Linked DNA regions of Mus musculus: all the other regions are linked to region 1. The links are chromatin loops, found by intact Hi-C in ENCODE. Cell type or tissue: left cerebral cortex. All regions are shown on one strand. Region 1 overlaps Cacna1s (calcium channel, voltage-dependent, L type, alpha 1S subunit). Region 2 holds the start of Ascl5 (achaete-scute family bHLH transcription factor 5). Region 3 overlaps Cacna1s (calcium channel, voltage-dependent, L type, alpha 1S subunit).

Region 1 (2,500 bases):
GCCATGGTAGAGGCTGCCATGGAGGAGGGGATATTCCGGGTGAGTGAAGGCCATGGCCACTTCTAAGGGACCAGGCACAGCAGGGAGCAAGAGAGAGAAAGGCTAGAAGCCAGGATGTACAGAAGATGGATTTGGGAGCTAAAGTTACACCTTGCCACCCATATCTTTTGGGACTCAGAATCTATGGCCCCAATGCACTAAATATGATACACGGTCGTTTCCTACATTCCCCATATCTATTTTCATTGCCCAAGGGTAATTTCATTTCCATTCAGGCTACCCCTGATATTTAGTTCTGTGGAGAGTTATAAGCCATGGGATCTTGACGATTCTTCATGGACACCCTATTAAACTCTATTGGATTTTGTGAAATGGTGGCCCAAATAGAAGACATGCAATGTCCCATATCAATCAACTAGGGGGGAGCTAGAACAGAGTTCTGCAGACTCCCAATTCAGTGTGCCATGTTCCCATGTGTGCGTTACCTGTATGGTTCCTGTCTGTTCATCAAAGTTAGACCTTGCTGAGGGTGAACTGTATTCTAGTATTGTCTTTCAGGGCATTATCTTCTGGCCTTAAAGGTTGCTTGTTCCTAACACTTTCTTCCCAGGTTGTCAGCCAACCACCCAACCCCAGGGAACTCCTCATATCCAGTCATTGCCTTCTCACTCTCCCCCTTGCCTCTAGAGGACGGGAGGCCTGTTTGGTCAAGTGGACAACTTCCTGGAAAGGACCAACTCTCTGCCCCCTGTCATGGCCAACCAAAGACCCCTCCAATTTGCTGAAATAGAGATGGAAGAGCTGGAGTCACCAGTCTTCTTGGAGGACTTCCCTCAGAACCCAGGCACCCACCCTCTTGCTCGTGCCAATACCAACAACGCCAATGCCAATGTTGCCTATGGCAACAGCAGCCATAGAAACAACCCAGTGTTTTCCAGGTAACAGTGGTAACTGCTGGCCACGGGAATATGAATTCTGAGATATGTTTGAGAGGGAAGGAGGCATCCTGAAATTTGTATAATGTCCTTTGTTAGCTATGTGTCCTTGGAGACCACTCTACACCCCTAGCACAAGAGGGCAAACCTGGCCTGAAGGGGTGTCTTTGGCCAGCAGGGGGCAGACTCTTGCCAACATCGGCCACAAACCTAAGCCAACCTTTCTGTGATTTCTCAGTTGGAAGGCACTGAAATGTATTGGTTACATAGTACAGTTTAAGAAAGGGCCTCCAGCAGTAGCGTACACTATAGGAAACTGTGAATGATAAGGTCAGTTGTCAGATTTGGGTAGTTCTGTCTTAGGTTTCCATGGCTATGAAGAGACACCATGACCAAGGTAACTCTTATAAGGACAACATTTAATTGGGGCTGGCTTACAGGTTCAGAGGTTCAGTCCATTATCATTATGGCAGGAAGCATGGCAGCATCCAGGCAGGCATGGTGCTGGAGGAGGAACTGAGGGTTCTACATCTGGTTCCGAAGGCAAACAGGAGAAGGCAGCTAGGAGGAGGGTCTCCAAGCCCACCCCCACAGAGACACACTTCCTCCAAGACCACACCTACTCCAACATGGCCACTCCCATTCCAACCACCACACTCCCATCACGTCAATCCCAGCTGTGATTTAAGTGGCATATGATGCTGTAGAGCCACTTAGCCATCATAACTCAGGGGCTGGGTTCCCAGTGGGACTTCTGCTCCGGACGGGCCAACTGAATAGCAGTCTCATTGGGAAGACAGGGCAGAAGCCAGCTGAACAACTACTTCCCTAGTCAGGACTGCCAACGCCTCACTCCAGTCCAAAGAGGCCTCTTGAATGCAGCCCAGATTGCTTGAAGGGTAGCCATGTCTTTGGGTCACCATGGTGCTAGGTAGTGTGGCAATACAGAAGCACCAGACCTGGGCTCTGCTGTGGGTGGGTGGGTGTCACGTGGTACAATGGTGACCAATTAGGACCCGTTAGGTGTACCGAGAGTACAGAAGTGTTCCTAATGACGCGGGCTGGAAAGGCCCAGAACACTTCTCGGTTTCAGTTGCACATGAGCAATATCTGGAGCTTTCAAAACTACCCGTGTCTAGAGTGGGTTCCCCAGCCAATGGTCCTCACCACAGCTTCCCAGGTGAGCCCATGTGTCATCAGGACTGACAGCTAGGGCCCTAAGAGGGCTTGAGGTCGTGCAGAGTGTGAGAAGAGTAGGGGAAGCATTGAGCAGGAGTGGAAGCAGCCGTGAGTTTGGCTTGCTCCCTCAGAGGCAAGGACAGCTAGAGTCAAGCTCTAGCAGAACCAGCCCTGGCGTGAAGGCTCCTGCACTCTGATTGGATGTTCACTGGTACCTCTGTGGATGGGTTTCAGCCTGCTCTGCTCCCATTTCAGCATCTGCTATGAACGGGAGTTCTTGGGAGAGGCGGACATGCCTGTTACCAGAGAAGGACCCCTCAGTCAGCCCTGCAGGGCCTCAGGTCAGTCTTTTCTGTGACTAAGAAGCTGAGCCTTCTCCTAGAGGC
Region 2 (2,500 bases), 65 kb before region 1:
AGAGCCAGGGGCAGTGCTGGCGGCCTTGGACTGCAGGAAGAGGCAAGACTCTCAGTCCAGGAGGACCAGGCAGGGAAGAGGGAGAAAGTGCTCAGATTGCTCAACACATGTCACCGCAGGCGCGACCACAGCAGATACCTGCTGTGCCTCTGCTAGCTGCTGCACTTGTCCAGAGCTATGACTCACATTAAGGAGTCCAAGCCAACCCAAAAAGGCAAAATGAAGCCTTAGCAACTCGCAGCACCCCAGAGTGCTAGCAATGTGACTTGTCCCCTTTGTCAGGACCACACAGAGCCCGTGCAGAGGCCTTTCAGAGGGCCTCACTCTGGGTCCAGCTCCACGAGGCACAATGAACAGTAACTTCTGCCGAGCTCTGGTGGACCGTGGGCCCCCGGGGGGCATGCAGCTAGGTGTCGTGGCCCCTGCTGGACAGACGCCGCTGGCAGCCACCGAACCCTTGAGCAACGTACCCTTTCTATTGTACCCCGGCCACTCCGAGCCGCCTTACTACGACGCCTACACTGGGGTGTTCCCCTACGTGCCCTTTCCCGGCGCCTTCGGGGTTTACGACTACCCGTTCGAGCCTGCCTTCATCCAGAAGCGCAACGAGCGAGAGCGGCAGCGCGTCAAGTGCGTGAATGAGGGCTACGCGCGCCTCCGCGGCCACCTCCCCGGCGCCCTGACTGAGAAGCGGCTCAGCAAGGTGGAGACACTGCGCGCCGCCATCCGCTACATCAAGTACCTGCAGGAGCTGTTGAGCGCCACCCCCGACGGCGCGCCACCTCCCGCCACCTCCCCGCCGCCCGCCCACACGGGCCACAGCAACGTGCCGCAGCCCTCTTCCTTGGTGGCCGAGTCCAGTGGATCCCCCTTTTCCTCGTCGCCTTTTTTGGAGTCGGAGGAACCCAGCCTTTGATCTGGCCAGAGGCCTGGACTTGCCCCTCTAGGGAACAGCTTTGGGGGCTTCTGGGTCATCTGTGCGGGACAAAGAACAGTGGTGTTCGAGGTCTGTGATCCCACCTCCACCCACTTGAGCCAGATGTGAGGGCCTGGGGTAGAGATGGCGAGATACGGATCCCAGGAGCTGATGTCTGCGGTGAGGAGCAGAGCCCTGGACAGCTCCTGGACCAGCCTCAGCGAAGCTCTGCTGTCCACCACACCAAGTCCCCTGGAAGTCAGCCACACTTTCTGTTATGCCTGAACCTTCCACAAGATGGCCTCAAATACTAGCGAGGAGCTTGATGGCCTCTAAAGAGCAGGAATTCTGAGGGAGGGACGAGGGAAGTGAAGACAGGCAGCTGCTTGCATTCAGCACCCTGGAGCTGACAGACTTAGGGGAAGTGTGTGTGTGTGTGTGTGTGTGTGTGTGTGTGTGTGTGTGTGTGAGAGAGAGAGAGAGAGAGAGAGAGAGAGAGAGAGAGAGAGAGAGAGAGAGAGAGAGAGGGAGGGAGAGGTCGCTGGTGCCCATTGGCTTCCTTGACAGCGAGTGATCACCTCCCCTCTCCCACCCTTCAGTCTCTTCTGGACTTAACGCCTCCCCCACCCCAAGACTTGTAAGCTTCTAGGGTCCACTGACATTGTGTTTACATCAAGGACTAAATAAAAAGGGATTGTTGAATTTTGTGATTCCTGAATTATTGTCTATGCCCACCCTCCACCTTGCAATGTTTGCTAGCTGGTGCAGTCACCTAACATTTCCAGAGAGATTAGTGTGTATGCTGAGACTGAATATGGGAGAGGCCAGGGTTCTAGGGAGAAAGCACACAGACATTGTCTAGTGAGGGATTGGAGGACCAGGGGCCCTGTGAGAGCAGTGCACATTCAAGGTTGCCTGGAGCCTTTCCCTCTGGTAGGAGAGGGGCTCCATATTTGCCAGAAGAAGGCATTGGGGGCGGCAAGTGTGAGAGGGTCCTGGGCAGATCCTGACAGACACTGAGACTGGTGTGAGTGGAGCTATGCTGAGCTAGGCCACCACCCAACACATTCTCTGGACAGAGCCACGGAGTTGGGGTGGGGAGAAACTTAATCTCCATCTAAGGAACCTGTTTGGAGTTTGTGGCTCTACTCCACGGGTTCCTCTCCCTGACCCTCATTGCCCCAGCTGTGAAGCCTTCCTGTCTCCCACTGCCCCTACCCCGTCTCAAGCCTGGATATAATAAGTCACCCCTTTACACCCAGCCCTTGCCTCCTCGGGGGCAGATGGGGATGTCACCGGCTGGACTGGAAGGAATGACAGCTGCCTGGCCGCAGGAGCCTGGGCTGGGCAGCAGGGGCTAATTTTACTCGCTGGGAGCAGAGAGAGTAATCCTCCCGCCCCCACGCCCGACCCGTCTGCCTGCCTCAGCAGGATAGGCTCAGTCAGGTCCAGTCCCCAAGGTGGGGGCACTGGGGACACAGGGAGGAGAGGGCAGTGGGCTGGGGGAAGAGAGGGGTGTCAGGGAAAGCCATGGAGCCGCCCTCACCCCAGGACGAGGGCCTGAGGAAGAAGCAGCCGAAGAAA
Region 3 (2,500 bases), 55 kb before region 1:
ATTGCTTTTTCTATAATCTCTTCTTTCAAAGCAATCTCAGGTCAAAGTATGATGTTCACAGAGTGAGCCTTAACTGATTGAGAAAGAGCATGTGTCAGCGATGAATCCTCTCACGAGAATAAGCAGGAGGGTGAGGCTGGTTCACAGGGAGCTAGAGGAGGAGGGTTAATGAAGGACACAATAGGACTAGTGGCGTATACGCAGCCTATGGGCAAAAAAACTAACCTCGGGGGCTATGTCTCTACATAGTCCTTCTCTCAGGACCCAGTAGTGAGAATGAAACACAGGAACGTCCCTCAAGGCAGTGGTTTCCAAAGGAGGAACAAAACGAGTGTTCCAGGCCATCAAGGGACATTTGCAATGTCTAGAACCATGGAGTAGAGGAGTAGACGCACGTACGGGTATATATGTTTGCATGGTACAGGACAGTCATAATCATCTGACCCCATTGCCAGTTAGGCTGAGATTGAGAGACCCTGCCTTAGACAGTTAAATAACTCCTAAAATATTCCATTGTGGGTCTGACCAGATGGCTCAGTGAGTAGGGGTGCTTGCTGCCAGGCCTGCTGCCCCAAGTCAGATGGCCAGGACCCACCCACATGGTGAAAGGAGAGAATCAATTCCCACACGTTATCCTCTGGCCTCTACACTCATACAGTGGCACACTCACCCTCCTCCAATAACTAACTAACTAACAAAATAATACATGTTAAGAATTAGTAAAGTCCCACCTTGACATTACAATGGCCTGGCGCTCTGCTTCTAAGTTCTGGATGTTTTTCCTAACAGTCACAGGAGATACTGCCTCCTACATGGGCACTGTGAGTTACTCTCCAGACTGCCACCCGTTTAGTCCCTTCTCCACTCCAGATCAGCCTACCTTAAGCCATCACAGGACACTCCAGGCCTCTGCCACATTCCTGGGGTTCAGGTTGCCACCCAGCGTCCTCTGCAGGCTGGAGGCTAAGCCTCTGGCAGCCAGGGTATTTGTCTTTTTATAGGGCCCAGAATGTCCTGCTGAGGCCTGTAACCAGTGGCCCGCTCTGCTCCACCATCTGGGGAGGCTGGGCCTTTGTCAGGGCTCTGCTCTGGCCTGGCTTTCAGAGGGTCAGAACCAGGTTGTTCTAGAACAATCTGGGGATCTAGTGACCGGGTCACCCACTCTGAAGAACAGAGGGACCTTCAGCAGCAAGCTCCTGATGGTGCAAGAGAGCTCCCAATAAGGAACAATGAGAATAAAACAGATTCATGGTGTTTGCCCCACCCAGAGCTTACCCTCTCTCCACGGCAAGGGCTCAGGTCCCTTTCTGGACACTCTGTTCCCTGCCAAATCTGTCTCCCTCCCACCAGTGCAGCAGATGGGACTGAACAATAAAGCCTTGGGCGAGTCCCTGGTATGTGCTATACTCTGCAGCCTTTCTGGGGACGCCAGGGGAAGCCAAAGAGCTTTCAAGTCAGACAAGCCTGCACCTTTGTTAGCACGTCCCCTAAACTCAGTCTCCATTGCCCCTCCTGTAAGCAGGGGCGGGTACCTCCCCTTTCAGAACTGTTAGGTCTCTGTGAAGTGACCTCACACAAGCCTAGTACGTAGGTATTATACAATGAGCCCATTCCTTCCCTCCTCTGCTCTTCCAGCCCTGATAGCTCTCAGCCAAAGTCATGCTGTGCCCAGGCCAGCAGGGACAATGTACAGTTGTGGGCAGGATCCAACAAATGCATGTGGATGTCTCTCCCCCTCCACCGCGGCACGGTGGTTGAGACTGTGGGGTCCCCACTTATACTCTCTGCACATGTTTCAGTTCTGCCACTTGGCTGTGTGATTCTAGAAAGCAGCACATCGCCCTCTGTGCTTTGGCTTACTCATAAGCAGGGTGTGAGGGCGCTTACTGTGTAGGACTTCCATTACTGAAGATCTGGGGTGTGTGTGTGTGTGCGCGCGCACGCACGCGTGCATGTGTGTGTATGTATGTGTGTGTGTGGTGAGTGTGTGTGTATGTGTGTGTGTGTGTGTGTATGTGTGTGCGTGTGTATGTGTGTGTATGTATGTGTGGGGTGAGTGTGTGTGTATGTGTGTGTATGTGTGTGCGTGTGTATGTGTGTGTATGTATGTGTGGGGTGAGTGTGTGTGTATGTGCGTGTATATGTATGTGTGTGTATGTGTGTGTATGTGTTCGTGTGTGTATGTGTGAATGTGTAAGTGTATGTGTGTGTATGTGTGTGCATATGTGTGTGTATGTGGGTGTATATGTGTGTATGTGTGTTTGTATGTGTGTATGTGTGTGTATGTGTTTGTAGGTGTGTATGTATGTGTATATGTATGTATGTGTATGTATGTGTGTTTGTAGGTGTGTATGTGTGTGTGTGTATGTGTGTTTGTATGTGTGCATATGTGTGTATGTATGTGTGTTTGTATGTGTGTGTGGTTAGAACAGGTCCTGGCATGTGAGTGCTGCTTAACAGGCTCTGTTGTTATTCTCTTTATCACCCAAGACAGCCTAGT

The links. Hi-C counts contacts between places; a loop is a spot of excess contacts. Peaks named below come from ENCODE experiments on the same cell type or tissue, not always from the same donor. Only the 100,000 strongest peaks of a DNase experiment are listed, where the experiment ranks them.
Region 2: a loop joins it to region 1, with 2.5 times the contacts of the local background. A loop is called at or near these places in 4 of 42 quality-filtered maps.
Region 3: it touches region 1 in a loop (2.4-fold over the local background); 2 of 42 quality-filtered maps call a loop at or near these places.

Annotation. Positions count from the first base shown.
Region 1 is chr1:136,115,238-136,117,737 of GRCm38, forward strand. Cacna1s (calcium channel, voltage-dependent, L type, alpha 1S subunit) reads left to right here. Exons shown (of 44, transcript NM_001081023.2): 39 at 1-39; 40 at 688-938; 41 at 2,370-2,455. Among named protein-coding and RNA genes, the nearest start is that of Gm15850, 15 kb to the right of the region's middle. In left cerebral cortex, a CTCF peak has its summit at 1,101 (motif pointing right); a DNase peak (open chromatin) is centred at 1,105.
Region 2 is chr1:136,050,455-136,052,954 of GRCm38, forward strand. It overlaps Ascl5 (achaete-scute family bHLH transcription factor 5), which reads left to right and starts at 350. Exons shown (of 1, transcript NM_001270609.1): 1 at 350-916. The coding sequence starts at 350. The coding sequence ends at 916. It overlaps Cacna1s (calcium channel, voltage-dependent, L type, alpha 1S subunit), which reads left to right and starts at 2,357. Exons shown (of 44, transcript NM_001081023.2): 1 at 2,357-2,500. The coding sequence starts at 2,447. In left cerebral cortex, a CTCF peak has its summit at 1,205 (motif pointing right); DNase peaks (open chromatin) are centred at 57, 618, 1,219 and 2,432; H3K4me3 peaks cover 898 bases; H3K27ac peaks cover 1,889 bases.
Region 3 is chr1:136,060,207-136,062,706 of GRCm38, forward strand. All of the region lies in intron 2 of Cacna1s (calcium channel, voltage-dependent, L type, alpha 1S subunit), which reads left to right. Among named protein-coding and RNA genes, the nearest start is that of Cacna1s, 8.6 kb to the left of the region's middle. In left cerebral cortex, a CTCF peak has its summit at 1,432; DNase peaks (open chromatin) are centred at 1,413 and 1,809; H3K27ac peaks cover 884 bases.